7 separate regions of the Mus musculus genome follow, and all the other regions are linked to region 1. The links are chromatin loops, found by intact Hi-C in ENCODE. Cell type or tissue: heart. All regions are shown on one strand. Each heading gives the region's core, and the rest is flanking DNA. Links, peaks and the distances in the headings are about the cores only. Region 1 holds the start of 8430419K02Rik (a long non-coding RNA gene). Region 2 has its middle 18 kb from the start of Gm39602. Region 3 has its middle 140 kb from the start of Gm31268. Region 4 has its middle 5.4 kb from the start of Meis1. Region 5 has its middle 74 kb from the start of Gm39601. Region 6 overlaps Meis1 (Meis homeobox 1). Region 7 has its middle 53 kb from the start of Gm39601.

Region 1 (4,344 bases), core at 276-4,275:
AAAGTGCTTCATAAAGCTAAGGGAAATATCCAAATATTTTAATGAAGGCAAATTAATTTTTTAAGAAAACAGCCTTTTGGTTGCTTTGGGAACAAAGGATGAGTCAGAAGCCTTAAACTCTAGCCTGACATTCAGACCCTTGTCACCTTATAAACTGCCCACAGCAATCCTGTTTTCTATTTGGAAAGAGAAACCAGCTGTGGGTTGGCTCTACTCAGTAATGGTAATGGTGAGTCACTGCCTCACCTGCAGGAGCAGAGGTGTGCACTCTCACCTTTTGTTTATGGGGCCTTGTTTCTGACACGTGGGTGTGCAGAAGAGAGAGGGGGTGGGGGAGGGAGGGAGAAGAGAGAGAGAGAGAGAGAGAGAGAGAGAGAGAGAGAGAGAGAGAGAGAGAGAGAGAGAGAGAGAGAGAGAGAGAGAGAGAGAGAGAGAGAGAGAGAGAACGTGAGAGAGGTTGCAGCCTGGTCTCAGAGCTGTTGCCCACCTCGCCCTGCTCGCCCCCCCAAAGATGGGACTGTTTAACTTTCCTATTTTGGCCCCGAGACAATTCTACGACTGCATAAGAGTCCATATTAGTGAAATCATTTTCTTTGATGGGTGGTTAGTTGCAGTTAACAACCATTTATTTACTTTTAAAAATAATAATAAACTTTATAAACTAACCGTCCTTTTACTTCTGCCTCCCCAGTACAAGCCCGGTGAGTCAGCCTTTATTATCCTGGAGGCTCTAGCCTAGTTGGGGTAGGAGGGGGCGGGGTGGGGAGAAAGCCGGGGAGGGGGGAGGAGGGGGAAAGGAGAGGGTGGTGAAAAGAACAGGGGGAGAGGCTGGGGGTGGAGGGGAAGAGTGAGCGCAAGCAAAGGGGGGCTGGGGAATGTGGAGATTAAAAAGAATCATGATCATTAATGTCTAGGAATTAGAAAAAAATAAAGCAAGCTTTTGTGCCATGGTTTCCCCCCTCGGAGTGAGGATTGTGCGAGCCTTGCTCCTCAGGTCTCTCTGTTCCTGCCCCTGACACCCTCCCGTTTAATTCTGTTTTAGCTTTTCCTCTTGTAAATTTCAGAGCCAGCTTTGAGGTTATTGACGACACTTATCGGAAGGAGGAAAATAATAGAGGTGTGGAGAGTGGTTTTGATGTTTCTTAAAGGACAAAAACAAAACGCCCTCCCCTAAACAGGGCACACAATTATACAGGCTTCTTTTTTGGGGGTGGGGGTGGGGGGGTGGGGGGAGTCCGCTGGCTGAATGAGACTAGTATGACTAAGTTTCTTTTACAAAAAATTTAAAAATGTTACCCGATCATATTTAATCAAATGTAATTATAACACATTCAAAATGAATAATATGCCTTGGAAGTATTTTTATTGTTATTGTTCATTGCACGATGTTCGACTGCTTTAGAAGCACAGGAAAGAAGCAAACGCGCTACAAATGGGGAATTACCCTCGTTTAGCATTAAAATTCATTTAGATAAAATTGCCACAAACATTTAAATGGGAAGATTAGTTCCCCCTCACGCCTTATTGCACTCGCTCAATGGTTCCGTTAAGAACATTTTACACGTTGGAAATTCCGTCTTCTCAGACGGCTTGCTGTTTCCTAGTTACACACATTCAAAGCAAAGGCTGCAGCCACGGCAGCCGCAGCAGCGGCAGCAGGGGGAAAAAGTTTGGCAACTGGTCTGCAATTCATCCGCTGCGCCCCTAGTTTCCCTCCACCCTCCCCAGTTCCCCCCCATTAACAGCCCCCCCCCCCGACTTATGTGTTCGAAGAGCCCGGCCTCGAGGAGCCAAGGTTGGTTGTACAGTATTGACAATATTAAACTACAAAGAAATGGAAAGAAGCCGGTGGGTCCCTCTCTGCGTCTCCCGCTTTTGTACGAGGCTGAGGGTTGAGTGCAAATGTGCCGAGTCGCCCGCACCCCGACCCCAGGGCCGCCGGGCGCGCCGCCGTGGCCCGAGACGTCTCCAGGAAATTCGCCACTGCTCTCGCTAGCGCGGTGGTGGAAACGTGTTAAAGGCTCAGCTTGCAAAGTCCTGGCACCGTCCAGTCCCTCCTGGCCCTCTTCTCGCCCCACCCCTCCCCCCGCCGCTCCCCCCCCCCCCCAGCCCCTCACCCCTGTCCTTTCTTTTGAGCCGCAGGAAAAGAGGAAAGTCGTCTTCTACTGCCACCTTTTGGGGATTTGGAAAAACGACGCAGTAGGAGACCGGAGGGAGGCGGAGCGCGGCAGTGTGTTTTGAGGGGGCGGGGGGGAGGGGGGGGGAAGAAACCCCCTTATGATCATGCGTCGGAACTGGCGCCCTTAATCTGATGCTTAAATATTTGATGTGGAAAAATTACCCATAAAATTAGTTACTAACAATTTCAAATTGAAATCACTTATCGAATTATAAGCGCATTAAAGCTGTATGGATGGTATTAGGAGTTCCTTTGGAGGCTGTCTCCTCTCGGGGAACCCGGCCCACGAGTTTTACCGCGGGGAGAGGCGTGCTAGGTGGAGCCCTGGGGAGACCAAACGACAAGGACAGCAGTTGGGGTGCCGGGTCCTAGCGGGCCTAGAGAAGATGGATCTGGGTATGGGGATCGCATTCCGGGCAGAAGCGCATACTGAGTAACTCCAGGGACAAAGTCCGAACGTTGTGAAAGGGGAAAACTGCTCTTTTACGCTGGAATTCCGAGCCTTCAGTGATGCTTTCAGCTCCCCCTGTGTAGGCGGGAGGGGGGTGTTGGGGGTGGGCTGAGAGGAGTTTTGAGATGTCTCTAATGAGACCGCCGCGGCCGGCTCACCCAGCTCCAGCCGCGTCTCAGACTCCCTTTAGTTTCCCTCTGCACGACATCGGGGCTGGGGCTGGGGCTGGAGCTGGTACGTGGGCGGGTGGGTCTCAGTTGTGATCCCACACTACTCCGAGGTACTCGGGGTCTGCAGAAGAGTCCTATGCTTGCCCCCATCCCCACCTCCGCCATCTGAAAGTCAAAGTTAAGAAGAATTAACTGTCTCGGTAGCCTGGGTGTCCATGAGTTAGCGCAAAAGCATATTCAAAGACTTCTTCGGCTCACTCTGGGCTCCGTCAATTGGAACCCCTCAGAGTGGTTTGTAGTTGCCAGAATGCTTTCACAGGACTTTTCCAGACGGAGCCCCGGCTTCCGAATCCCAGGGCGCTCATGGGAGCATGTCGGTGAGAGCTTGGGCCCTGGAGGCTGCCTTGAACAGTCAGGCTGGGCAAGAGGGTGAGCTTCCAGAGTGTATAGCACTCCGGTAGAATGGAGAAGAATAGTGTCACAGTGTGTTGGGCAGAAGCTCCTTCAAGTTTCCTTAAAAGTCCTAGAAACTTCCCCCACTTTGGATCCCACAGGCCCTCGGCCCTTGGGAAGGCAGTTAAAGCAGAAATTGGTGATATAGGTTCTCAACGGGTGTTTGGACCGTAAGCAGGGAGGTGTGGGTTTGTGTGTGGGGCGCCCAGTTTGAGTCATCATTTTTCCTGGTCTCTTCTGTGCTACCCAGCACCCCCTGGCCCTTTGGCAAACCATACCATCAAGGGTAGACGCAGCATTAGAGGCTAAGAGCTCTCTGGTTGGGGGAAAAGATCTGGGCGGGAGAGTTGGGGGTCTTCCTGGGAGACTGAAGCCAAGAAATAATGGGAAGGGTAGGGTTCTCTTTCACATCGAACCAGCCTCCCGCCGCCCCCCCAAAAAGTTTAAAACATTCTCTTCCAAGGCGGAACTGAAAGAAAACACAAACAATATATTGGGCAATCCGCTAGACGTTTGCGTTGTAGAGTCTTTGCCCTAAAAATGATACCCTAGGGTTTTAATAGGGAGATGGGAGGCACTTTTAGGGGCTTGGTTTAGCTGGTGAAGAAGTAACTCCTGTGCTGCTCACGCGCTCAGTCCACCTCAGGGAATTCCGACTCTGAAACTCTGGATTTAGTTTTAATCCAGTCTTCCTTTGATCAACTGTATAATTCCTAGCCCTGACCACCTCTACCCCACACTGTGTTCATTAGGACCAGTGACTTTATTCTCTGGGAGGAAAACTACTCCCAGGTCCTAGCCCATTAGGAAAGCAGAGAGTAGAGTCACCTGCTTCATACACCTACGGGTCCTCTCCCCGGCGTCGTTTTTCTGGCTTGGCACCCTAGCTTCAGGCAGAGTGTACCGGAGAGTTCAGGATCCCACTGTCTGCTTTCTCTGGGTTGGAGACATGACTGAAAGACAGGATGGCCAACTCTCTGGCTCCCCTTCTCTCCTCCCTTTCTTGCTTTTCTGCCTAGGCCTCCCTCACACCTCAGCACTTTTCTCTTCCACCACCCTAAAAGTGACAGGTTCTCCGAATTCACCTGAAG
Region 2 (4,344 bases), core at 126-4,125, 880 kb before region 1:
ACTGGAAACGTTAGGGATGAATTTACAGTCCCTCTGGCTGCTCTCTATCTGGGACAGGAAGGAGCGGGAAGCTGGAGGTAACTTTTCCTGCCATCAAGGGACATCTAGAGAGAAAAGGCGATTAATCGTAAGGTGCCAACTAGTTTTGATTATTCAGGGGCCTGTGGTGGAATCTGTGGATTGTTCAGGCCTCTGGTTTGCCAGTCTGATAGTTCACCCCTCAGTGGCCAGTGGGGCCTGCTATGATGAGTCTCTAATGGTGGCAAAGGAACCATCCTGTTTAGGCCACCTACATTGTGCAAAAATAGGGAAGAATACTTATTTATATGCATATGATCTTTATATATACTTATATCAAGGTAATCTATATATCTATATATCATCTCTATCATGTCATTTACAACCGCTCTACCTATTCCTATATATACACCATCAGTATCTATATTATCTATACCTATACCTCTTTAGCCTTTACAACAACACACCTAGGAGGGAAGTGGTATGTTAATGTGTTAAAATAAAATGGCAAAAGCTTAGTCCAATGAATTAATCTCTTAAACTTTTTATTGTGTGTATTCTGCATGTCCCTCCCTGAGATAAGCTGGCAGGGATGGGGGTGGGTGGGGGTGAGGGAGGAGAGCTGTGCTGTGGTCCCCGCCCTCACTGAACAGGGAGGAAATCAAACATCTTACTTCGTAACCAGACTATAAAATTATGAGAGGTGTTTATATGTGTTCTGAACAAAAACTGTAAGGGATTATGAAGTTCAAGACACATAAGGAAGGAACATGCCCCTTTCTGCGGGGTCCTCTGAGGGGCCTGTTTGGAGGATCTAACCTCTGAGCAGGCAGTTAAAGGACAGAAAACTTGCTGAAGGTTATAGAGATAATCAGGCAGAATTGAGATTCAAACTCAGGCCCGCCAGAGCCTATTCAGGTTCTATTCGAGTTGTCCCACTATACACATTTGAAACAACACTGAATCCAACCTTGGACTCTCTGCCACTTGCTACGATCTCCCCTGGGGTTATGGACTGAGAGCGGGTGTGAATTGGTGGCGGTGAGCCTGCAGCTTCCCTGTGGTGTGCACATCCCTCCTATTTTCTTCAAGGTTCTGTCTGGACTGCACTGGGGCACTGGCTGTATGGTGTCCACCGTTTCTTCTAATTGGGGAAGAAGCCAATTCCAAATACCTGGGAGAAGTTAAGTAAGGAGCTGAGGCCAGAGCTCAGAAACCTCTCCTACCTAGCCCTGTCCAGCCTCCCTCTCACCACTCTGCTCTGCTCCGTGCTGCCTGCTTCAGTCTAATGCTGTCTTGGAGAATGGCAGTCTGCCCTCAGAACTCCCTGACCTACACAGGGAGCCTTGGGAGGGTTGTTGGACTCCGCCCAGAACATTCCCATGTGTTTCCACCCGGTTGCTGTGCTCTTGGTGAGGTACCCTGCTGGACATGGCCACCCAGAGCTGAAATTTCAGCCAGGCACAGGGATGGGGATGGCCTAGTGTAGAAGCAGAAGCAAGAGATGTGTTGTTTCCCCCCTCTGTCTGCTGGTAGAAGGGCAGGGATTAGAGGTGTTGATGACTCTTTAAAAGTTCCACTGTACCCACTCCAAACCCCAGCCTGAGTGCAAAGGAAACTGCTTTCTTCTGCCTGAATTTTTGCCATCAAGCAGCGTTGCCTCTGCCTCAGTGCTCTCGATGAAATGCAGACCTTCTGGGGAGAAGGCGAGCTACAAAGTGCCGGCCACCTTGGCGTGAAGGAGGTTATTGTATCTTAAGTAGAGGAAAATAGGGATAGCAGCTTCCTTTGGTTCCAATTCTTCAGCATCCCCTTTGCAAAAAGCAACAGTACGTTATAGACACTAGGGGGCGCAAGTAGGCCAACAATGGCGCCTGTTACTTTTTACAGCTCTGAGAAACAAAGTTGGCATTATCGCTGTTTTCTTTTTCTTAAGAATCGGAGTTCTCTGAGATGGTATGAGTGAAAGCATTGGCTGCTTTGCTTCCCAGGACGTCCGTAGCCCTCAGAAAATGCAATGAAGAAATATTCAGAATGAAACATGGAAAGCGGATGGATACCCAAGAGATTTCATCAACGGTCTTCGGCACTGCTCTTGGCTGTTTTTAGTATGACAGTTTGTTAAACGTTTCTGAGAGCTAAAGTTCAAATGGGAACAGTGGAAAGGAACTGATTTGTCAAAATGCCTAGCAGTGCCCCTAATGTCACCAAAGTGGGGATGCAAATGTGCATATTTCTGAGTATAGAGAGTAAGCCCACTTGAAGAAAGGAGAAAAAGAAGTCTCCCTCACAGCCAAACACATATCTTACGTACCGTTCAGATGGCTGTTCTTACTGAATAAATCTTACTTAGCAACCTTCCACCAGAGCAAATAATAAATCACTCCCCAAAGCTCCAGGCATCGGGTTCTATCTGGGCAGTAAAACTCTGCAAATGCCCTGACAGCGTTTTGTGAAATCATAATTGCTTAGGGAAAGTGATTCTGGATATCTTAAAACGTACAGAATTAAAGCGAAGCTGTTCCTTTGAGGAAAATTACCCTAATGCTGCGTGCAGTATTCTTTATGTGAATCCTAGATTATAATCCACAGATCCCCATCGTTTCTGGGAAGAGTATATAACCATGCCTAGGTTTTATAGTCACTCCTGTGACCATCGGGGCAGAGGTGCTTCGTTATTTGTATAGTTAGTTTTAAGTGTGTTTATTTATCAGCATTCTCTGGAGAGCCACACCTCAAAACATGTAGTATCTAGCTATCCTTAAAGAAGGGCTGAGTTCTGGGCCCCCAGTTCATGTGTTAAAGTCTTAACATCTCCCCCTGTACCTCAGAATGTGCTTGCTCTCCATGGCTTGATCAGCTTGTTTTCTTATGGCACCCAGGATCACCAGCCAGGGGAGGCACCACCCACAATAGACCGGGCCCATTCTCATCAGTCACTAATAAAGAAAACACCCTACAGATTTGCCTACAGGCCAATCTTATGGAAGCATTTTCTCAGTTGGAGTCTTTCTTCTCAAATGACTCTAGCTTGTGTCAAGGTGACATAAAACTAGCCAGTACGGGACAGGTCATTAGGATGGCCTTGGGTCCAAAGGGAATGGTGTCTTTATAAGAGGAAAATACCAGTCAGACATAGTGGGACTCTGTGAGGACACAGAGGGAGGTAGTGTTGTCTACAAAGGGAGTTCCAGGATACGCAGAGAAACCCTGTCTCGGAAAACAAAACAGAACAAGGCATGCTTCCGCATACTGAAGCAGAGCTCAGAGTTTGGACCATTTTAAGATGAGTAACTTTTTCTTGGTTATTCAAGGCAGGGTTTCACTGTGTAGCCCTGGCTGTCCCAGAACTCTGTAGACCAAGCTGGCCTCGAACTCACAGAGATCAGTCTGCCTCCATCTCCCGAATGCTGGAATTATTAGGTGTGTGTCACCACTACCCAGCTTACAACCAGTAATTTTAAAGTAGAATTATTCAAGACGAAGTCTTTATAGGAACTACCATTATTGGCCTATTACCCACCCCTATTTGCATTGCACATAAGCTTAGTGGGCTGTGCCTGAGGTGACTTGTCTGCATCAATTTCTCCTTCTTGGGAAGTGGGATGTTGCTAAGTGTGGTCCTTCCTGTCCTAGCCCAGCACATCACAGGCACTCACCTCCAAGCCTTACAGAGGTCAGCGAAGCCACCCGCATCTTTGTCTTGTTTTCACCCACCCAACAGCAGGGCATTGTTCCCCAGCTCAGTGATGGAAGGAGCCCTCATTGCCGCCTTACAAGCTGGAGAAGGTCCAACAGTGTTATATCAAATACCCCAGGGGTGGGTGTGGAGCTAAGTGCCTAACCACATGAAAGCGCCGGCCTCAGCTCTCATTTGAGGAGGTTTTCATGTAGTTTTAATCTGGCTGCCTTCTATCACCAGATTTACTCACTGGATAAGAACTTGAATGAGAAGTCAGGAGGTGGGGGTCAGGCCTAGTCTGAGTCATGGTCACCATCTGGAATCGTGGCTTCTTCCTGTAAATGGTAGGTGCCCTTGCGGTCTTCCTTACAGTGCTAACATCCTCTATGGTAATTGATATTTCAGGCCAGTGGGCAAGGGCTAGGCTTCAATGACTTTGTGAAACATTGCTGCCTTGGCCTGGCAGTCTGGTGCCTAGTGTCACCACCCAAGGCTTTTAAGAAAAGGTGTGTATGTGTGTATGTGTGTATGTGTGTGTGCATGTGTGTGTGTGTGCATGCATGTGTGTGCACACTTGTACATATGAAGGTGTATGTGTACATATGTGTGTGTATGTATGTATGTGTGTATGTGTGTATCTGTGT
Region 3 (4,344 bases), core at 182-4,181, 1.4 Mb after region 1:
GAATGATGGGGTCAGGGGCGTGTCACTCCATTGACACAGACAGATCTGTCTAGTTTCTGAAGCATCAGCATTTCAGCATCTCCCAGCATGTGTAAAGCTATGAGAGAGTGACACTTGAGAACATGTAACCAGACAGACTTAATCACTGGAAGCAAGAACTAGAAAATCCTCAGAAATGAAGGAAGCAATTTTTCTCCCATCTCCATTTTGCTTTCTATGTGGAGGTCCTGCCTTCTCTTTCTCCTGTCATCTTCTCACTCCTCCAACACACCGCTCAATCTCAGTCCCGTTGGATGTGGCAGGAGTGAGGGAGTCGCATGACCAAGCACAGGGGTTAATTCATAGGTTTCGGTAATCTGTTGGCCTGGGCAGATTTCTCAAAGTGTGTCTACCACATTAGCACAAATGATTGCAAGGTTCAGAAATGAATATAAATTACGCATTAGCCCACAAGTAAGTACATCTTATACAAGACAAAACCATAGCAATTAGCAATGTGCTACAAAATGAAACACTCTTGTCTGTAATAATAAAAATAGGTTGAATTTGGCATACTCTCCTAAGGTCTCAGAGAGACAGTATCCGAGAACCACTTTTACACATAGATGAAATGCTTATGTGAAGGTGTTTAAAGAAGGACATGTGAGTGGTGGGATTGTTCTAGACAGACAGAAAGGGCAAAGAGGAAGTGAAAGCTAAGAAGACTACACTGTAGTGAGTGGTTGCAGTTAGAAAAGCAGTTTGTTTTCAAGTCCTTCTGGGAAACCATATGATATTGTGTGTTAAAAATCCCTAAGTATTAATAACTTTGTGGTTATCCCAATTAATATTTCTCCAAGAAAGAAATTGTGCTGTGAAAGCAATCATAAGCATCCCATGTTGCCTGAAAGAAAAAGGCAGACATGTGAATTATAGTACATCTACTTGGAAAGTTGTACATCCGTGGAAACAATGTTATAATATTGGTTATGTTATTATAACATTGTAATAATATTAGTTGTATATTATACATAGTTATAATAATGAAAAATGATTATTATAAATATTAGATGGTAGTCTGAGGAAATGCACATGAAAAAAATCCAAGCCTTCCAAAAGTAAGTTATAAAATTATGCATGTGCTATAACCAAAGTCATATTATACATATATTATAGTCAAGCTTTTGTTTCTGAAAGTTGCAAATGATGATTCCGTACAGCTGAGGATACCTGTATGAAAGAATCTCTACAGACTTCCTACGATGCGCAGTAGTATTTAATTTTTTGTTTTCATTTACATGCAACTGTTGTTTCAGCTCTTCAGCTTTCAGTCTTTCCCTAGAATGTGTCTTTTACGGGAGAAACGCAGCTTCCAGTAAGAGGCTGAAATTCCCGCCTTCCGGGAAAACCCGCAGAAACCCAAGCTCCCGGCGCTCAGTGGTGCTTCCTGGTTTCCACCCTCTGCCTCTAAGGCCATTGTGCTTGAAACTTGTTGGAGTGAAAGGAATTCCCGGAAGCCCCAAGTCAACGAAGAAAGAAGCCAGATCGCAGTAGCAGATGGTTCATCTTACAGCTTTCATTTATTTTCTTTACGTGCCAGGAGGGGGTTACATTATCGACTGGGAGGGTGACCACACCTCTCTTCTTTAGAAAATGCCTGCTTGGCACCGTGGCATTCACCCAAGAAAAGTGTCACATTCTTTTGTCCCAGAGGTCCAGAGAAAGCTCTATCAGGCGGTTTTTGTTTTTGTTGTTGGTTTAAAAAAAAAAAAAAAAAAAAAAAAAACAGTATAATTACCATAAAGAAACCCTTCTGTCTCAAAAACACAAGCTTCCCATACATGGTAAGATGAACTAGACGTTATTTCTCTGCACAGCAAAAAAAAAAAAAAAAAAAAAAAAACCTTTTGGCCCACCCTACAAGCCATTTATGGGTTTGATTAAGGCCCACGGGTGTCTCTAACTTATTTATTTAGGAAACACTGTTATTGTCTTAATGTAAACCCAGTTCAGGATCAGTTGACAGTTGGAAAGCTGCGGCAGAGGGTTTTCAAAGGCGCCTCCTTGGAAAGGGGCTCTCCATTCAGCTCCAGTTTCTGAGTCGTACTGCCAGCTCTGCTCAGAAAATAAACAAATGTTTGTTTTACAACATGGCAAAGGGGGCTCCCATTCATCGTGGGCCAGATATGAAAACAAACTTCCACGTATAAGGGCTTTTGATACACATGACTTACTTGGATGACAAGAGGCTCACTGGGGAGTGCTTAAAGCTTATTAATATTGCACAAAAGACTTTTGTTTATCATTTCCCTGGACTGCCTGGGAATCACAGATTCAAGCCGCCACCCGGCTGGTGTCCTAGCATTTTAGCTGCCTTTAACGTGTGCAGATTGTGAAAGTACTGCTGGTTTGGAGCCAAACACAAACTCTCCACCAAGCCAGGTGAAAGAACTCAGAACTGCAGGGTTCTAAGAACCAAGGTTGGGATTGAAATTAAAGAGAGAGCAGAGGGGAGAGAGCTCCCTCTACAGGTAAAAAACTAGATGCCTTGCATCTACCTGCTTGGAAACCAGTAACTTCCAGAAAATTTGGAATCCATGGCCTGTCTAAAGAGACATTTCACCTCCTATTTAAACAGTCTACGCCTACAAGCTCTACTCTTCAGACAATGATCATAATGAAAAATCCTCTCTTGAGGCATCTGTTTACTAGGAAGGTGTGCAATGAGGTATAACCGATGTCATCTCCACCTCCCCTGTAATCTAGTAACCACAAGCTACTTGTGGCTGTGCTTAAATAATGCTGGATCGATGGATACAAAAGCAAAGAGTTTAAGGGGAGGATTGTGCTGTGAAGGGTGCAAATTAGCTTTTTTTATACCTATTACATACTTAGAAGATATTTGTAATAATTGGATTAAATTTAAAAATAATTAAATCAATTTCACCTGTAGTTTTTTCCCCCATGTTTTTAATATGACTACCAAAAAATAAAATTACTTATTCATCATCTATTTCTATAAGTGTTGGCCTAGATAATTAGGGTATAGTATCATATCAGAGCTAAAGCCTGTGGGATCTTTGATTTGTGCTAGTTTAGTTGATTCCTTTTTTCTGGTGCTGGGGTTATAACCCCGAGTCAGGAAAGTGTTCAACCACTGAGCCACAGCCACAGCCACAGCCACAGCCACAGCTCACTCACATTCTCTTGCCTTAAACATGCCCTTTCCACCCACAAACTGAATTTCTGAAAGCTAAAAGGATTTTTTAAAAAGTTTTAATGCAAACATCTCTATTTAAAGTCTTATCAAAACATGAGCAAACTTGCAGTCTGTGTGTGCTGAGAAGTGTCATAAGAAAGGGCATATTTTCTCTCTATAGTTCCGATTCTCGCGGCCATGCCCTTTGCTTTTTAATTGCAAGTTACTCCAAGAGAAAGAAATTCCTTCTACTAGAATAGACTTGAAGAATTGCTTTCAGGTCACTAGACAGTAGATATTTGCTTCCTCCCTTTTTTAGCTGGCAGCCTTACCCACCTACCTAGTCAGTCTCCTTTGTGAGTGATCATTAAGATTTGTGAGATAAGCAGGATTATACGAGAAATATGTGCCTTTAGGGTTAGCCTACCTAACTCTCCACTATTAAGACCAATAGGCAACATAGCCACCTTAATTATTCCTTCGAAGAATTCTTAAAATTGTTAGTCTCCTGCTACTTCTCTTCGCTCTCCTCCTGCTCTCCTGCTTTTCACCCCTCTTCCTCCTCCACCCCCTCCTTCCTTTGCATTAGTTATGTGCCTTTTCATCTGCTAGGTAAAGAAAGAAATCTCTTTAGAATGTTTTCTATATAGATGGTATTTCATCTATTCTTTAAAACACACAAAACTTTTATAACAAAAAAAAAATAAAACAAGCAAAAAAAAAACTGTGACTACATTTGTTTATTTCCCAAAATTTATGTGTTGCATCTTAAGTGCCCATGTGAGCTGTCCTTATTTCTGGTATGAAGAGAGAAATTAGTAAAGCAGACAACAAATTTGCTCATATACAAAAGCTACATAAGCAATGAACTTCAAATGAGTAGTCTGTTTTGTGCTCCTAGAATCTTACCAACTAGTGCATTCTTTCCTGAAAGGCAATGCCAATCATTGGCAAAGGGCATGAAATAATGATATTAGGGCGAGAATTGCCCTCCACCCTACTTTATGAAGACAACCTAATGGTACCAGGAACTACCTTGGTAAACATGTTCAGATTCACCCTTCCAATGCTGCACCCACAGACCTACCCGTAAGCAGATTAGCAACATCTCTATTCAGCTTCCCTTGGCACACTGCCTCAAGTTAATGCTATTTATTTCACTTTAC
Region 4 (4,344 bases), core at 176-4,175, 150 kb before region 1:
CAAACGGACCCTACCATGCAGAAGTTGTTTAGACAATGTGATTTTCAGCAAGCATAACCGTAGTCTGAAGCTATTTTTAAGACAAGGAAAGATGGTATTTATTTTTCATTTTTCAATAAAGGCACAGAAAAGTACGTCACAAATGAGTAACTGCTCAGCAGGCACCCTTCAGTTTCTTCTTCTTTTCTCCTAGTGTTTTTCCGCACCGCTAGAATTCTCTCTGAGCTGCAGGAAGCCTTCGACGATTTTCTTATTCATTAGACGACTCAATGAAATGTTAAAATATTTATTTTTGAATAATCATTCCCCACTACCACCCTTTTGCCTGGAGATTCGCACAAAACCTGCCCCTTTATTCGGTGTAATACCGATGCTAAGCATGGGCAATCAGCCTCATCCAGTTGCTTTCAAAGGTAAATGTTTGCAACTGCTGGCTGCGTCTGCACCAGCCAGTTCTCTTCCAGCACTTGGTAATTCCATTACCAGTGTGGACTATATCAGGCTTGAATTCACTTGTGATTATTTTCTGGGAAAAAAAATTCTAAGTTTTCCAGCTATTGCAAGTAGGATTTTTGTTTATTTTTAAAACTTGAGTTAAGTCGTTCATAAAATAGTAGCCATTTACTACCTGTGAGCTCAATTAAAGCTACCCCAGGTTTCAGACTCCCATGCAAGTCGTATCCATGCTTACTGTGTAGTCAGTGGCAGTCTGGATTCTCTGATAACCCTGATATTTAAAACCACTCTGACAGGGTGTCACTTCAAAACACACATTTGAAAAGCATTGCTAAAATACATTTACGTATCAATAAAATGTCTTACTCTCCCTCTTCCCTATTGTATATTCTTTAAAAGTAAATTTTGCTTTTTAAGTTATCGCTGGTAAGTTGGCATACACTCCTGGCTTGATTTCAGCAAAGCAGATCTACAGTTTGAAGAGTCCTTGCACCAAGGTTTTGTGGCTCTTTGACCAAGACCAACTCAATTTCTTCATTGTTGGAAAGGGTATCGAGCTTTTTAAATCACAAAATTATTTCTATATGGCCATATATTGAAGTATATTTCTATTACTTCAGAAACTAAATCAATGTCAGAGGTCAAAGTTGTTTTTTTTTTTTTCTATTCCAAAGCTTCCATAATGCTAGGGCTCCATGCATAGTTTTAAATCAAACAAAAACACATATAGTATTTTCAATATTTCAGAGAACAGAGACTGCCTCTGCTGTAAGAAGTGTCTAACTTTTATAAGACTTGCACCTCCCTGCTCTTCCTCCCCAGTAGCACTAAATATATGCTTCAGGAATCACTAAAGGAGTGTGCACAAAAATTTTCTCATAGCCAGTTTCATCTCTGATCTTCTAAAAGTGGCTTTCTTGGTTGCCAGATAATATTATATTTGGGTGCCAAGCGCTGATGTGCGCATCCTCCACTGTCCAGGTAGGTGTTACCTTTTAGCTCATCTCTCAAGCTAGTACACACTCAGAGTCAAGCAATCGCCTAGAGTGTCTTCTCAGAGAGGTTGAGCCTGTCACACCTTTTATGGCTTTTTCCACAGTGATCGTAAAAGAGGGTGGGTAGGAAGTGAGAATCCAGTATTTGAAATAATTAGTCTCGTGCTTTAACCAAGTAGCTTGGATGCATCTTTTGGGTTGAAAAACATAATTTGAGTATAATACCTTTACAGTGAGTCCCAAGACCTGTGGGTCTTTCTTGTCTGTTACTAGTATCAACTCTCATCCTACCCACCCCACCCCCAACACACACACACACACACACACACACACACACACACACACACACCTCTCCCCACCCCCACCTTCACTAAATACTGGACAGTGAAAAGTTTAAAGTAAACAAGGCTGCAGTTTTTCTATTGTCCAGTAGACGGCACAAAAGATCAAGCGTTTAAATAATGAACAATCCAGAGAGGTTTGGTTCTATTTTGATGCCAGTGGCCTGTTCTTTTAGAAAAGGCAGGCAGACAGCACTGGATCCACCGGTGAAGCAGAGAGAAAAAAAAAAAAAACAAAATTAACTTTGCAAAACTTTGAGATGGAGTCATACGAAAATATTTTTGTGTATCTGCTCAACAGATGCATTTCCTTCAGAAAATACATTAATGGTTATAAATGGAGAGACGTGTTATTATTGCAGGTTTTAGTAACTAAAAGCTACCTGTAGGGAAATTAAATAATTGAGAGATTTAAAGTTTTGAAAAAAATGAGGCACCTCAATTTTACTTAGTTTCTAGTGGGTAAAGTCTTTGCAACTTGGGCCTTCAAAATTTCATGTTAGAATTTGTATTATACTTCTATGTTCTTTAATATATTCAACACAAAGCTGAGGCTCAGACACTGACCATTGTGTTTTAAATGAAAATGTGTACACATGCATATGTAGTGTGCTGTAAAGGAGAGAAATGCTTTTGAAGTTTTGTGTGCAGTTTTGGGAGTGCTTTGGGTGCTAAAGCCACCAGGAGATAATAGTTAGGGCCTCTTTAGGGCAATCTATAGCTTTGCCTAATACTTATATTTTTTAAAAATCTCCATTTCTTTCCACTCTGCAGACCCTGTCGAGGTTTGGAGGAAGGCAAAGTGTAGGCTAATAACTCATTTCCCAGTTAATTTTATTAAGAATTTATAGCACTGTTTAGAAAGTTTTAAGACAACCATAAATTTTATTAGGAATATTTTATTAAACCCTCTATTTAATTAATAAAAGACCTCTATAAGTTCTGAAAATGTCAGAGCTGGTAATTATGTTAACCAGTGTAGTTTTCTCCTCTCTAGAGACCAAAGCATTTTAATGATTTGAAATAGAAAAGTAGTAAGGAAAGCAACCAGGCTCCCAACATTTATTTTTCCTGGACTTTTGTTAGGCAGCCAGTAGATAGTGAGTCAGGCATTTTCCCTGTGATGGTCAGAGAGCCGAATCTGACCTCTCATTGACTTGTGAACTGGACCCAGACAGTCTTTGTTTTTTGAAGCAAAATGTGGTAAACAATTCTCCCAGCCTTGTGGCCCGGATTGCTTTGGGACACTTGATTAACGTCCTTCCTAATCCTGCGCTTTAAAGCCTCTTTCCTATCACCTAACCAGGTTTCCCGCTGTAATAGCCATCTAAATAGTTTATTTCAGTTTCCTCACAGTCATCCATTAGCTTTAAATTCCTGGTAGTGTTCTCCTATCACACAAAGACTCTTATCGCCAGCATTCCTCCATTATCTCTACCAGATTTCAAATCCATTTTCTTTAAACTACCCTCATTTCTGTTTTTTTAAATGCAAATGTTAATGTGGGGGGGTATTTGGAGGGCAGAGAACTGATAATGTTTTTCTTGAAGTACAAATTCCAAGCCCCCACACTCCAGGAGAACCTCAAGAGCAACCACAACATTTTAACAGGCATCTTAAACTGAGGTGACAGATGATAAACACTTATCATTTTGTGAACACAGCTGCCAAACTCCATTGATTAACAGGACTTTATTTGTGTTGGGCTGGCAAACACACATACACACACACACACACACACACACACACACACACACACACACATTTTACCTTCAGAGGTGCCTCTTTAATTTTGAGAAATTTAGGTCTGACTCATCAGTGGGAACTTTTGAAACAAAAACCTAGTTCAGGATGTGAACTCTGCAGAGAGTTCCTCACAGGAGAACAAAAAGTTACAGGAATGTCTCTGAGACTACCAACAGCCAAGATGAACACTGCTTGCTTTAGAGGCCTCCCAACAGGGTAGGTGATAAACAATAGGGACCAGGAGCTCAGGCTGCCTCTTTCTTATCCCTGCATTCTATCTTTGGGAAGATACTGTGAGCCATGAAAGGAAAACAGAAAGGAGAAGGACTGCATCTTGAAGAGCAGCAACAGCGGCTAGAACACTAGTGTTCTGCAAAAGCCGGAATGCTACTGTCTTTTTAAAGGAAACATCTGAAATAAACTTAGGGTCAGGCACATCCAGAACAGCACACATACCACAGTAATTTATGTCACAGTAACTTTCTGAGATGCCGTGAACTGCCTCTGCACCTTTCCTTTTACTAGATGATTGATTAATTGCTGCCTTGCTAGAAGGGTTTTTTTTTGTTTTGTTTTTTGTTTTTTTGGGGTTTTTTTTTTTGGCTACTATCTTACAATTCTGTACATCTGTCATTTCTCTCAGCAAGCCCCAACTGTAATAACTGTTTGCTAATTGTAAAATCCTTATCCAGAATGAGGTTTGAGCAAACAATTCATACTACTGTAATTACATTGTAAAAGTGTTTTAGTTGCTCAATTGTTCAGAAGTAATCTATGAAGGCCTGCAAGTAGCACTAGGTTCAGGT
Region 5 (4,344 bases), core at 105-4,104, 670 kb before region 1:
CTGCACTGTTCCAACCACCTTGTTTGGGCTGGCAGTGTGGAGCCTCCCTACAGTTAGAGCATGGAGGCAGCTTTCAGCCCACGCTGTGCTTTTGCAGGGTTTGATGGGTGACTGTTGTACAGTACTTCACAAAAGCAAGCTAATACCATCTAGTCGTGCTGCACAGGGCCAAACATTACATCTTCCTATTAGGTCTTCCATAGTTGAGAGGTGTCAATTTTATTGGTTAACTCCTGAGGGTGATAGGTCTGATGGGAAAAGAGGAAGATCTATGGGCCCCAGTGAGTTCTTCTGAAAGTCCTCCTCTCCCTCCCTTTTCTCCCTCCCTTTCTCCCTCCCCTTTTCCCACCCACACCCATATCCCTCTTTTTCCCTCCCATCTCTGTCCCATTCCCCCTTCCCTCCTCCACTCATGCCCCTCCTTCCCCCTCCCCTCCCTCTTGCTCTCCTCCTCTTCCCCTCCTGTCCCCTCCCCTCCTTTTCCTGTTCAGCTCTCCTGGCCTTCTGTCTCTCAACATCCCCTTTCTTTTCCTTTGCTCCTCATCTCTCTTTCCGTTCTCCCCCCCACCCCCACCCCCCGGCTTCCTGCCTCCAGAAGTTGGGACAATTGGGCATCTAATGTCTGTAGAGAAGCCAGACTCACGTTCACAGCTGGCAAGCAGATGTTTCCCTGTGTATTAATTCCAAAAGCGCAGACTAGAAAGATTGGCTCAGGGACACTCTCAAAAGGGCAAATGATTCCTTCCCCAGATCTAGGCTGTCACCATTAGCACCTTTGACTTTGAGCCATAATGACTGAAGTCCATGGTAGGAGGTGTGCACCATGCCCTAGAACAGCCAGGAGCCTGCGGTTTATTCGGCCAGTGTGCTTCTGGGTAAAGGAGACTCGCTTGATTCTGGCACGTGTGGTTCTCTTTAGTTTTGTTTCTTGGTTAGGAGGGTGATGGTGGGGACATTTTGGTGTGAGGGAGCTGGTTGACGAGATTTCTCTTCCTGGGCAATATTTTAAAGCTTCCCTAGTCTTGCTGGCTGGCTGACTTACCTTTTTGGTTCATATTTAGCCAAAATTTCCTTGGCTCTAGGCTTTTATATCTTTCTCTCCATTTATTTCTACAAGTGTAATTTCTTTCTTTCTTTTCTCTGTTTGTCTTTTTTCCTTTCCCTTTTTTAGACAGGGCCTTATTCTGTATGGTAGCCCAGGCTAACTTCCAGCTCTGGATCCTCCATCCTAAGATAAAGAATGCCCACCTCGGGATTGCAAGCGTGTACAACCACTCTGGAAATCAGTCTGGCGATACCTCAGAAAATTGGACATAGTACTACCAGAAGATCCAGCAATACCTCTCCTGGGCATATATCCAGAAGATGTTCCAACTGGTAATAAGGACACATGTTCCACTATGTTCACAGCAGCCTTATTTATAATAGCCAGAAGCTGGAAAGAACCCAGATGTCTCTCAACAGAAGAATGGATACAGAAAATGTGGTACATTTATTCAATGGAGTACTACTTAGCTATTAAAAACAATGAATTTATGAAATTCTTGGGCAAATGGATGGAACTGGAGGATATCACCTTTAGTGAGGTAACCCAATCACAGAATCAGTCACTTGATATGCACTCACTGATAAGTGGATATTAACCCAGAAACATAGAACACCCAAGGTACAATTTGCAAAACACAAGAAAATCAAGAAGGAAGATCAAAGTGTGGATACTTCATTTCTCCTTAGAATAGGGAACAAAACACCCATGGAAGGAGTTACAGAGACAAAGTTTGGAGCTAAGACGAAAGGATGGACCATCCAGAGACTACCCCACCTGGGGATCCATCCCATAATCATCCATCAAACCCAGACACTATTGCATATGCCAGCAAGATTTTGCTGAAAGGACCCTGATATAGCTGTCTCTTGTGAGGCTATGCCAGTGCCTGGCAAATACAGAAGTGGATGCTCACAGTCATCTATAGGATGGAACACAGGGCCCTCAATGGAGGAGCTAGAGAAAGTACCCAAGGAGCTGAAGGGGTCTGCAACTCTATAGGAAGAACAACAATATGAACTAACCAGTACCCTCCCCCCCCTGCCCCCCCTCCCCGGAGCTCGTATCTCTAGCTGCATATGTAGCAGAAGATGGCCTAGTCGGCCATGAGTATAAAGAGAGGCCCATTGGTCTTGCAAACTTTATATGCTCCAGTACAGGGGAATGCCAGGGCCAAGAAGTGGGAGTGGGTGGGTAGGAGAGCAGGGGCGGGGAGGGTATAGGGAACTTCCAGGATAGCATTTGAAATGTAAATAGAGAAAATATCTAATAAAAAAAAAAGAATGCCCACCTCTCTGACAAACATATAGTAAAGAATGCAAATTGTCCTGCATATTGAATGGTGCATAATAATCATCCAATAAGTGGTAGTTCTTTGATCAATATGTACCTGACAAGGGTTGTGACTGTAGTTTAGTATTTAAGCATCGATTAATAATTAAAGGCCTAAATGTGAGGCTTCTATTTAGATACTTTGTCAAGCGACATAACAACCTGCCTTTAATCTGCTCATTTAGCTCACAATATGGTTGTCTCATGGAGAGGATCAGCCCTCAGGCCAGCAGAGGTGATGGGGCAGTCTCTGTATTCCTAGTCTATTACATTTCAGTAGGATAGTCAACCCATTCTCAACAGAGATAAATCTAGCACTTTCTCAGGTTAGCTTGTAGTCTACCCTTTGGAGAAATACCGATGTTGTGTCTAACCTGTTACAGTCATCCACTCTGAGTTTTAAGTCATGAATGCTGTATTAGTCAGGGTTCTCCAGAGTCACAGAACTTATGGATAGTCTCTATATAGTAAAGGAATTTATTGATGACTGCAGTCTGCAGCCCAATTCCCAACAATGGTTCAATAGTAGCTGTGAATGGAAGTCCAAGGATCTAGCAGTTACTCAGTCTCACGCAGCAAGCAGGCGAAGGAGCAAGAGCGAGACTCCCTTCTTCCAATGTGCTTATATTGTCTCCAGCAGAAGGTGTAGCCCAGATTAAAGGTGTGTCCCACCACACCTTTAATCCTGGATGACCTTGAACTTGGAGATTTAATCTTCTGAAATCCATAGCCACTATGCCTCAAGATCTCCATACCAAGATCCAGATCAGAAACTTCTATCTCCAAGCCTCCAGATTAGGGTCACTGGTGAACCTTCCAATTTGGATTGTAGTTCATTCCAAATATAGTCAAGTTGACAACCAGGAATAGCCACTACAAATGCTTTCATGTCAAATTTAATACGGAGAACTGTAAAGCAGCTTTGGTTAGATGATAAATCACAGCCGTGGATGGTTAAGACTGATATCACAGCTGGAGAAAGCAAGCTAGAAGCACCAGCGAGGCCAATAAAAAGCTTTCTTTGGCATGAGCTTGCATATTATCAGTATGTTCCCTCTGAATGGAATCACCTAAATAAAGAATGATTGGAATATTTGGAGAAATACATATATATTTTTAAAAGTTAATATGAGCCCTTTTGTGAGATAATGTTTACACTGCCATTAATTTTCAGCCTGCAGAGGTGGTCAGAAGGCAGCTTACTCACCCAGGGGTGAGAGTATGTGCAAGCTTCTGAGAAGCAATTTCCACAAGCATTCTGTAGCCTTCCCACTCTTCTTCCGGGCATCTTTTCTTTTCTTTTCTTTTCTTTTCTTTTCTTTTCTTTTCTTTTCTTTTCTTTTTTTTTGTTAGAAGCAAACTGAGAAACAAGGGCATTTATGAACTATCTGATATAAGTAATACATCATAGCACTTTGAGCTAAAAAATATTTTATTTATGTGTGTATTTGTGTGAGTATATGTTGTTTGTGTTTGGGTGCCCTGGGAAGACAGAAGAGGGCACTGGATTCCTGAATCTGGACGTAGATGTGAGCTGCCTGGCAAGGGTGCTGTGAACCAAATGTGGGTCCTCTGGATGAACACTGGGCACTCTTAACCACCAAGATTCCTCCAGAGGCCCCTCCCTCTGTTTCTCAGCCCAAAGGATCTTCAAAGGGTGACAAGTCCTGAGGCGACAAGATGGCCACGTGGCACGAACTTTTGTCTCACGTTCACTATGGTCAAGATGATGACCAAAAACCCCAAACAAAATTTATGTTCAAGAAAGAAGTGGCCAGGAAAGCTCATGGCTAGACCTAGGGGACAGCAGGAGGAGAGCATCCTGAAGTCACACGGGAGAATTAAGAGGTGGAGCAGGGTCTGGAGAGCTAAGGGGAGGAAAGTTTGTACCTATCGTGCAGCCTAGCTACGACTGTGTCACAGTGACCTCGATATGGGAGAACATAAAAATGGTTGTTCTAGATTAA
Region 6 (4,344 bases), core at 203-4,202, 80 kb before region 1:
ACGATCTTACTGTTGCTGGCTCTCACACCAGTATTTCAAATGAGCTAGTCCCTTCTCACTAGCAACTTTTTTACAGACCAAGGAAGAGAGTCTTGGCAGAATTGAGGCACTTCAGAAAGATGTTGTAGGAAGTAGTAGCAGGCACATGACTTCAGTCCCAGCTGTGGCCTGGAGTTTAGACAAAATTCATGTACTTGGAGAAGTGAGAGCATTGTAAGGATGAGCATCAGGGGCCCAATGTGGTGACATCACTCTTTGACTGCTTGGGAATTTGCCCTTGATTCATTGCCCACTTCCAGAAAGCGTGACCTGGAACCACCATCCCACAGCCCAACTGTCTGCTACCACAGAATATCCACAATCCTTTTCTAAACATAATACATTATTATTTTAATAATAACAAGCAAGTACAGAAGAGAGGCCTTGAGTATGGCCTCTTTGAACAGCTTCATAATTTCATTTGAAACAGGAAGTTCACAAGAATGGGAAAAGTGGTCAGTGGGTAAAGCAGTGACCTGCATTGGATCCCCAGAATACACATAAAGGTAGACTGAAAAAGCTGACGCCACAAAGCTGTCCTCTGATCCTCACATGCAACCTGTGGCAAAGGTAACTGCCCACTCTTGACATCGCATACACCTATAATAATTTCAATTTTAATATGAGAGCAATCTCATTTTATCCTTTGAAAGTGTTTACACTCCTCTGGCTTTCCCTTCTCTTCTTACTGCATGATCCTTAAAAATTGGATATTTTTAAATCAGCTCATACTAGGGTCTTTCAGCTTTAAAAGAAACATAGCCAGCTCTGGGCCAGCAGAAACCCACTATCCAACTTGCCAGTAACTTTCTGGGATCAGGCAACTCTTCCTTCATTGCCTGCATCACACAAGAGGAGAGTTGAGGCAGCTGGTTGCAGAGATGCTGAACTTATAGGGCCTTTCTTCTCCTGCTTCTGAAAGAAAGAATTATTTGGATGAGAGTGAGGACCAAAGAGGATGGCTATATTTCCCACTCCTACCTTTGGTACCCAGTATGGAAATAATTCTCTCAGAGACTACCTTGATTGGGACAGACTTGGCACAATTTACCAGTTTTAGGTTTCAGGTGAGAAGAAGGTAGGAGATGGTGAGGATTTACAGGGACTTACTAGAACCCCAGCACCACAGAGCAGAAACACCCCCATATTAAGAGGAATGCAGCCTTGGAGTGCTTAACCTGGATATAGAACTTGGCCTCTGTACAGACAGCTGGGTGGTCCAAGACAGAGTGTCCAAAGGGTTTAGCAAGTTTGGGCCTGGCATTTTGGCATACCCCATCTGTTAGGTGGGGCCAGAAGCAAGGAATTCTAGGCCACAGGCCAACTCAGAAGTCAGACAGGCCTGGGGTTGGCATTATAAGGTCTGTTTGTGAGGACATGGCCATTGCTCACTCAGTCCTGCTGAAAGGGGGCTAGGGCAGCGGCCAGGAACAGACCTTTTCTCAGCTGAGGTAGTGTTCGGGCCACAGGTAGGTCCCTAATTGGGATTGAAGCTGAGCTTTCTGTACCTTCTTGCTCCAGATAGATTTCAGTTGGTGTCCTTTGACATCACTGCTGAAAGCCTCCTGTCACCTTCACAGCTTTGGGCTGTGCATGAACATAGTTTCCATGGGGACCACCACTGTCTCTTGGTGTGGGACACACATGTGCTTCTGCTCTAGGCTGGTGTTTCAAGAGTTAGCCAGCTAGCTTGTTTGTGTTTCTGTATTCCTTTGTCCAGGGGCAGGGAGATGTGTCCTCTTGTGACACAAAAATATTGAGAAAAACTAAAACAAAACAGAAAACCCCTAAGTTTCCTTTCACCTTCCCTTCTGCCCCTATTTCCCTTTTCTCGTGCTCACCAGCCTGCCCTGTCTGCGCGGTGAGAGCTTCCAATACCAAAGAGCCAGAGCGCCTCGGGTGAGGAAATACAGCTGCTGCTTTTCTCATCAGCGCATGCTCAGATTTCTGGTGTAGAGAGATCCTTGACGATGCTCGAGAATAGGGCCGGAAAGTTCAGGCACAGACTCATGATTATTTCAACAGTGGCTTCTCCGGGGTCCCTAGTCTAGCAAGAGTGCGTGCTTTAGCTGGAGAGCTTCCCTTCTCCACTTCCACCTCAAACGTGGAGGGCTTTTGTCTGTTTTTAAAATAGGACGTTCTCCTTGCCGCTCGGAGGTAAGGTGGGGCAAATTCTTCCAAGGTTTTGCATTGCAGCTTTACAAAGCCCTAAAGCTCGTAGCTTCCCATTCTTGTGAGCTTCCTGGGTTGGTGGACACTTACAATTCGACTTCTTTGTTTCAAGGCTTTCACACAGAGCCCTGCTTACTTCCTCTGACTCAGGTGTACAGATGCACCTCCCTGTGTGTCTTCCTTCTCTGCAGAGAAAATCAGATAAGACTGGGGGGGGGGGGCGGGGGGGGGGAGTTTGCAAGGCTGTGATGGCCTGTAGCAATGAATGAGGAAGGGTTGTTGACACCCTTCAAGGGTTTCTAGAGGTCAGGGAAAGGCCTGGTTTGACGTTATCTTATCTTAGGAGGTTAAAAGGGAAGGGTGGTGCTGGCATGATTAGGAGGTTAGCCCGGTGTCAGACCTGAGTTCAAATCTACAAAGGCCTGTATGCCTTATCTGTGGCCCGTTCCCAGAGTAAAACAGGACTATTCACAGAGGCTCCCTGAAGGTTTCTGGTCTCTGTACAGCCAGAGTCTGCAGTTAACGGGCTATTTCTGCCAGCTACTGAGACACTTAGTAAATCACAATGCCAGGATAACTCAATCTTGATTTTGATTTTAGTCTTTTGGTGTTGGTTTTAGGAGTGGGGGTTTTCCTCTGAAGCACAGCCTCTGACTTCACACTCAAGTGGTTCTCTTGCCTCAGCCTGAGCACAGGGACTGGAGCTATGACAGCACACGCCCGGCTTTAAGGACTTCTTTTTTTTTTAAAGGATGCTTTTTGTAGTTATTGTTTCGAATCATGAACAAATGAATTTTAACTTCTAAAATTTTCACAAGTATTATTTTATCTAAGATCAGTGCCACACCTGGTATCAGATATCAAGTGAGTGTTCTGGGACCAGTCCCTTTCAGCCTTTCTGTCAATTCTGACTACCCGGAACAACTTTTCCTACACGTCCTCCACAGGACACACCTTTCTGCTGGAGAATTTTTTTTTTTTTACATGACACAGTAGTGGAATATTTATTGCCAATAATCACATAAGACATTTATTCCAAGGGAATTCTTTGGTATACATATAATTTTACCATTTTGTTAAAGATGAAAGCAAATTTGCATAGTCATGAAATGGACAAGACTGGTGTTTGGCTCAGTGGAAGGGAGATTGCCCAGAATGTTTTGGCTGTAGGTTCAATCTCCAAGTGGATGCACTTGGTTAGTCTTACATTAAGAATGAAGTTACAGCAGGGATCAGAGTCTTCAACAGTTTTCAGAGCAGATTGATAATTCTACTTTATAACCATCAATGCTGAGAACACTGCTTTATATAGATACGTAAGATAAAGTAGCAAGAGGTTAGGGCCATTTCAGAAATGTCCCTGACCGATAGAAATTCTGTCCTAACCCCAAATGACGTTGTAGAAATCTTTATTTTTATTTTTATAGTTGTGTGTGTAGTAGGCAAGTCTGTGAAGGTCAAAAGACAACTTTGCCGAGTTGGCTCCCTCCCACCTCGTGGATTCTGAGATGAGGCTCAAGTCCGCAGGCTTGCCAGCCACTGCACTTAGCACTGAGCCATCTGGCAGGTCCTCAGTTCATCTTTTTTTTTTTTTTTAATGGAAATCAAGTTAGCAACTCAAGCAGCAGTTTTTAAAACGAAACACAATGTAATCCAGAGATAGCTAATCTGATGCATGTTGAGCATTGATGACAAGAAAAATACTGCATTTTGTTTTCCATAATTAATATTATGTTTCTAAAGGAGCAGAGCCCTTCATGTGGGCATGTGTGTACATGTATGTGCGAGCATGTTTGTGCGCATGTGCATGTGAATGAGTGTGTGCATGTGTGTGCATGTGTATGTGTGGCGAAAACTTTAGAAGTTTTAACAGCAATCTTGAGTTGCATCTGGAGTGGTTTAGGCTTCATTCTTTGTGAGTTTTCTTTTTACTAAATGTTTTTGTTGGCTGTCCAAACCAAGGCTGCAGTGAAGTTTCACGATGCAACATGGTCAAGTGCTCCCACAAGCGCCTGAGATTCATTTGACATTGAGTTTTAATAAATTTTTAATTATTTTATGTTTTTAAATGTTTTACTATAATACACACACACACACACACACACAAAACAAGTTTTAAATTCAGTCACATGA
Region 7 (4,344 bases), core at 98-4,097, 790 kb before region 1:
CTTAGCTTAATCTCTCTCAGTTTACAAATGGGAAAATGGAGTCTGGCGGTGATGGTTTGATATGTGCAAGGATTCATGTGCAATTATTGGCAGAATAAAGTCCCTAACAGCATAGTGCTGTGGTAGAAGCCCCCACTTACTCTCTAACCTTTCCCCTTTCAACCTGCTGCCCTGGAATATTTGTATTCATCTTGCCTCCTTCCTCCTCAACAGTCCCCAAGCTTTCAGTGGCCATGATTTGTTTCCCACAGTTTAGCATTTCAAATTTGCTTTTAGAAGAGCCTGCCTATTTAAGATGAATTGTGTGGGTTCAACCTGCCTCGCTTTCCTCTGCTGGGGAATGGCATTCTTGCAATTTGACACCAGCAATGGGTAGGTTTTTTTTACTGGTCAGCACCTCTGATTGGAAGTTATATAAATCTTTGATTAATTTTAAAAAATGGGCAAATGAGGTAATTGTTACTTCATAAATCTGGCTTAATGAAGAAAATGTTTCTAATTTAGGCACTCACAAAATGAAATGTTAAAAGAGCGGCTTGTGATGAAGAGCGTGGCAGTCTCCTGCCTCCCCTAGTGATGGGATGTGTACTGCTGGGGACTGCCTCTTGCTCCCAGAGCTGCTGGGCCAGGGTTAGGCAGGCAACAAAGGCTTTGGACTCCTTCCCCTTTCTTTATACTCTCCAGAGAGATAAACTAACTGGTCATTACTGGAAGGCAGTGTTTAGGAAAATTCATATCCCAAATATGTATTTAAAAAAACTTTCTATTTCTCTTAAAATTTATTATTATTATTTTTTGAAACAGGGTCTCACTATGTAGCCCAGGCTAGCCTATAACTTACTATGTAGACTAGTGGTTCTCAACCTTCCTAATGTTGCAACCTTTTAATACAGTTCCTCATGTTGTGGTGACCCCTAACCATAAAATTACTTTTATTGCTACTTCATAACTGTAATTTTGTTGTTGTTATGAATTGTAATGTAAATATCCAATATGCAGGATATCTGATATGTGACTTCCAAAGGAGTCCGGACCCACAGGTTGAGAACAATTGATATAGACCCATTTGGCCTCAAACTCAGAGGTTCATCTGTCTCTGCCTCCTAACTGCTAATTAAAGGTGTGTGCAATCATGTCCAGCACAACTCTTTATTCTTTGGTTGTGAGTCTTAGCCTTTAACAATGTGTGTGTGTGTGTGTTTGTGTGTATGTGTGTGTGTGTGAGAGAGAGAGAGATATTTCCAGCCATTATCTTTTTATTCTCTCTCTATTTTTTATTTTTTTGTGTGTCTGTGAACATACTGTTGTGAATAATGAAGTCATCGAGTTAAATAATGTAACTTTATTCTCAACATTTAGCTCATCAGAATCTCTAACATAATGTGAGACACAGTTATTCCTGGTTCTAATTTGAATGGCCTGGGTGGAGTCTAGGAGGGCTAGTGCTTCCTGGCTCGCCTGGTGTGTCTTTGGTGCAGCTTGAATTAAGAATTCATCAGCAGACAACAGCATTCAAATGCCTGCAGAACTTCACTATGCACTGGTTCTTGTGTCTACCATGGAGTTTTGGATTTAATTTACCTAGAGCTCAGCAGCCTTAGCTTTGGGCGAAGGCAGGGGTAAGTGGGGGCGTGGCTCTGAGGAGCTATTAGGAGCCATGCGCCTATATTGTGATATTCACCTGCCTCTACGTCAATAACTTTAGAGTTTATCGGGCAGAGTTACTCTAAATTGCGAGAACACCGATTCTAGTGACAGAAGGAAAAACCCCCTTCAGGGTGCAGGGACAGTAATGTTACAAGATTAGTAATTATAAAGAAAAGCGATGTTTTTCATTGTTGACAAAGGATGAGACCAGCAAGGGGATAGTACTTATTGTGACAGCCTTGTCTTCCCAAGTGACAGAAGATTCGTGAACAGTAGGGAGCTGCCTTTTTGGGGTACAAACAATCCAGTGTAATTGGCACCAACGCTGACAGCCCTGTAGGTTTCCAATTTTACTTTAAAAGGCTGAACCTTTGCCAAGATCTAAGGTCTTCCTCCGATTGGGAGAGCTGAGCTCCCCAGGGTAACCGTTGTGAGGAGCCTGATGCTAGGTCTATAGAGGTCTCCCCCTAGAAGAGGCATCGGGGAAACAGCCCCTGGGCCTGGAATGTTCAGTCTCAGCCACAGTTGGCTTTCTGCTTCTCCACAGAAGCCACTTGGGAGCAGTGTGGCTTTGCTTGTGAGGAAGGCCGCACAGGGAGCCTTCCCGGAACCCACGGCACAGCCGGGGAACCTGGAGTCCCCTGTGATGACAAGTGAAATATTTCACAGAATATAAATCTTTCATCTTGCAAATGTTCCTTTGGTGAGAAATCAGACAGTGGGTAAGGAGTGGGCAGAGTCCTTCCCGGTGAATAAAACGAAAAGGGACGCTTCCTGCCTTTGTTCTGTGACTTGTTAGTGCCAAGTTGTGCTAAAGGAGATTTTTCTGCTTGAGATGGGTTCATTGCCCACAACAGACCCTTTAGCTCACTGACACTATGCATGTGTGGAGCTGGAGCGGAGAGGGGGGAGAGGAGAGAGAGAGAGAGAGAGAGAGAGAGAGAGAGAGAGAGAGAGAGAGAGAGAGAGAGAGAGAGAGAGAGCGCCAGCGAGCCCAGGCCTTCTGGTAAAGGTTAAACAGGAGCATGTGACTTGTATCCTCTCAGTCTTGCTTTCACAAGCACTTAAATAGAGTTGATCTGGGTCTTTGACTTAGGTCCTTAACTATTTATGCAGCTTGCCTCCCAGAAGTCCCATCTAAAGCATCGCTTTATAAAGTTATCATGAGATATCTGTGAGAGGTTATTAGTACTGTGTCCACATTTCTGGGCTCTCGCTGGTTTGTAAGGTCTTTGGGGGTCATTAGAAAGGGAAGAAGAAAGGGAACAGGAAGCTGGGGATGGAAGTCTGGGATGATGGGGCAGGGGTGCAGGGAAGAGGGGCGAGAGAGGATCAGAAGGATCTCCCCCAAACTGTCCTGGCGAGAGGAAGCTGGGTTAAAGAATGGATGCGATCAGCAGAGAAGGTGTCTAGGTTCCTATGAGCTGATGCTCATGGGTAGCTTGGACCCAGCATACAAGCCTACTAGTCATTCTTGCTCTTTGAGTCTCTGAGGAGCAGACATCTGACTAATAAAGATTAGAAGTCAGCTAGTACCAGGCCAACAAGGAAGTGCTTCACTGTAGAGAAAATATACAGGGATACCATGAATGTTTGGGGACTTCACACAGAAAATGAAAGGGGAGTGGATCCCGGGCATCTACAAATGATCTATCTATGACAGAGAAAGTCCTTCAGGTGAGCAGCCCCGAGTAGGGTTGGAGCAGTGACCATGCTCATTGCTTGGTGGGATTTTTGGATTTTTTCTACTGAGGGTTGATATCTGGGAGAGTAAAATCTCTAGATTTGATTGTGCCAGTCATCTGACTGTGAAACCTGAAGGTTACAGACTTCTGCTCCTCAGCAAGGTGTGGGAGAGATGAAAAGCTCTTTCTCTGTTTCTTCCTCCTTGTTTTACACACTGATGCTGCATTTTCCCGTGGAATTCCCACCCACAGGACTACAGTTGCTTTTCCATTGCTGGGAGGGGACACCATGACCAAGGCAATTTAGAAAAGAAGGCGTTTAATTGGGGGTTTGCTTGCTGTTTCAGAGGGTGAGTCTAAGATCATCATGGTGGGGAACATGGCAGTAGGCAGGGCATGGGAGCAATTGAGAGCTGACATTTCATTGTACAAGCAGGAGAGTGGAGAGAGGGGGAAGGAGGCAGGGGTGGGAAGAGGAAGGAACAGAGAGAGGGAGAGGGAGAGGAAGTGAAAACTTGGCCTGCTACAGGTTTTTGAAATCTCAAAGGCCACCTCTAGATACATCTTCTTTCTTCTTCTTCTTCTTCTTCTTCTTCTTCTTCTTCTTCTTCTTCTTCTTCTTCTTCTTCTTCTTCTTCTTCTTCTTCTTCTTCTCCTCCTCCTCTTCTTCTTCTTCTTCTTCTTCTTCTTCTTCTTCTTCTTCTCTTCTTCTTCTTCTTCTTCTTCTTCTTCTTCTTCTTCTTCTTCTTCTTCTTCTTCTTCTTCTTCTTCTTCTTCTTCTTCTTCTCCTTCTCCTCCTTCTCCTTCTCCTTCTCCTTCTCCTCCTCCTCCTCCTCCTTCTCCTCCTCCCCCCTGTCCTCCCCACCCCCTCCTCCTCCTTCTCCTCCTCCCCCCTGTCCTCCCCACCCCCTCCTCCTCCTTCTTCTTCTTGTTTTTGAGACAAGGTTTCTCTGCATAGCCCTGGTTGTCCTGGAACTCACTTTGTAGACCAGGCTGGCCTCGAACTCAGAAA

The links. Hi-C counts contacts between places; a loop is a spot of excess contacts. Peaks named below come from ENCODE experiments on the same cell type or tissue, not always from the same donor. Only the 100,000 strongest peaks of a DNase experiment are listed, where the experiment ranks them.
Region 2: it touches region 1 in a loop (10-fold over the local background); 18 of 42 quality-filtered maps call a loop at or near these places.
Region 3: it touches region 1 in a loop (2.5-fold over the local background); 5 of 42 quality-filtered maps call a loop at or near these places.
Region 4: a loop joins it to region 1, with 5 times the contacts of the local background. A loop is called at or near these places in 32 of 42 quality-filtered maps.
Region 5: a loop joins it to region 1, with 2.2 times the contacts of the local background. A loop is called at or near these places in 5 of 42 quality-filtered maps.
Region 6: it touches region 1 in a loop (4-fold over the local background); 3 of 42 quality-filtered maps call a loop at or near these places.
Region 7: a loop joins it to region 1, with 6 times the contacts of the local background. A loop is called at or near these places in 10 of 42 quality-filtered maps.

What each region holds. Positions count from the first base shown.
Region 1 is chr11:18,875,475-18,879,818 of GRCm38, reverse strand. 8430419K02Rik (a long non-coding RNA gene) reads left to right here and starts at 2,209. Exons shown (of 4, transcript XR_003949854.1): 1 at 2,209-4,344. In heart, for the core only: a CTCF peak has its summit at 2,203 (motif pointing left); DNase peaks (open chromatin) are centred at 2,068 and 2,428; H3K4me3 peaks cover 4,000 bases; H3K27ac peaks cover 4,000 bases.
Region 2 is chr11:19,758,779-19,763,122 of GRCm38, reverse strand. No RefSeq gene overlaps it. Among named protein-coding and RNA genes, the nearest start is that of Gm39602, 18 kb to the right of the region's middle. In heart, for the core only: a CTCF peak has its summit at 1,863 (motif pointing right); no DNase peak of the experiment used is centred there; H3K4me3 peaks cover 292 bases; H3K27ac peaks cover 252 bases.
Region 3 is chr11:17,458,258-17,462,601 of GRCm38, reverse strand. No RefSeq gene overlaps it. Among named protein-coding and RNA genes, the nearest start is that of Gm31268, 140 kb to the right of the region's middle. In heart, for the core only: a CTCF peak has its summit at 2,511 (motif pointing left); no DNase peak of the experiment used is centred there; H3K4me3 peaks cover 524 bases; H3K27ac peaks cover 964 bases.
Region 4 is chr11:19,022,193-19,026,536 of GRCm38, reverse strand. No RefSeq gene overlaps it. Among named protein-coding and RNA genes, the nearest start is that of Meis1, 5.4 kb to the right of the region's middle. In heart, for the core only: a CTCF peak has its summit at 1,898 (motif pointing right); no DNase peak of the experiment used is centred there; H3K4me3 peaks cover 646 bases; H3K27ac peaks cover 2,512 bases.
Region 5 is chr11:19,542,723-19,547,066 of GRCm38, reverse strand. No RefSeq gene overlaps it. Among named protein-coding and RNA genes, the nearest start is that of Gm39601, 74 kb to the left of the region's middle. In heart, for the core only: no CTCF peak of the experiment used is centred there; no DNase peak of the experiment used is centred there.
Region 6 is chr11:18,955,543-18,959,886 of GRCm38, reverse strand. The region is part of intron 7 of Meis1 (Meis homeobox 1); the gene reads left to right. Among named protein-coding and RNA genes, the nearest start is that of Gm16141, 32 kb to the left of the region's middle. In heart, for the core only: no CTCF peak of the experiment used is centred there; DNase peaks (open chromatin) are centred at 1,346 and 1,956; H3K4me3 peaks cover 1,138 bases; H3K27ac peaks cover 2,385 bases.
Region 7 is chr11:19,669,169-19,673,512 of GRCm38, reverse strand. No RefSeq gene overlaps it. Among named protein-coding and RNA genes, the nearest start is that of Gm39601, 53 kb to the right of the region's middle. In heart, for the core only: a CTCF peak has its summit at 2,203; no DNase peak of the experiment used is centred there; H3K27ac peaks cover 727 bases.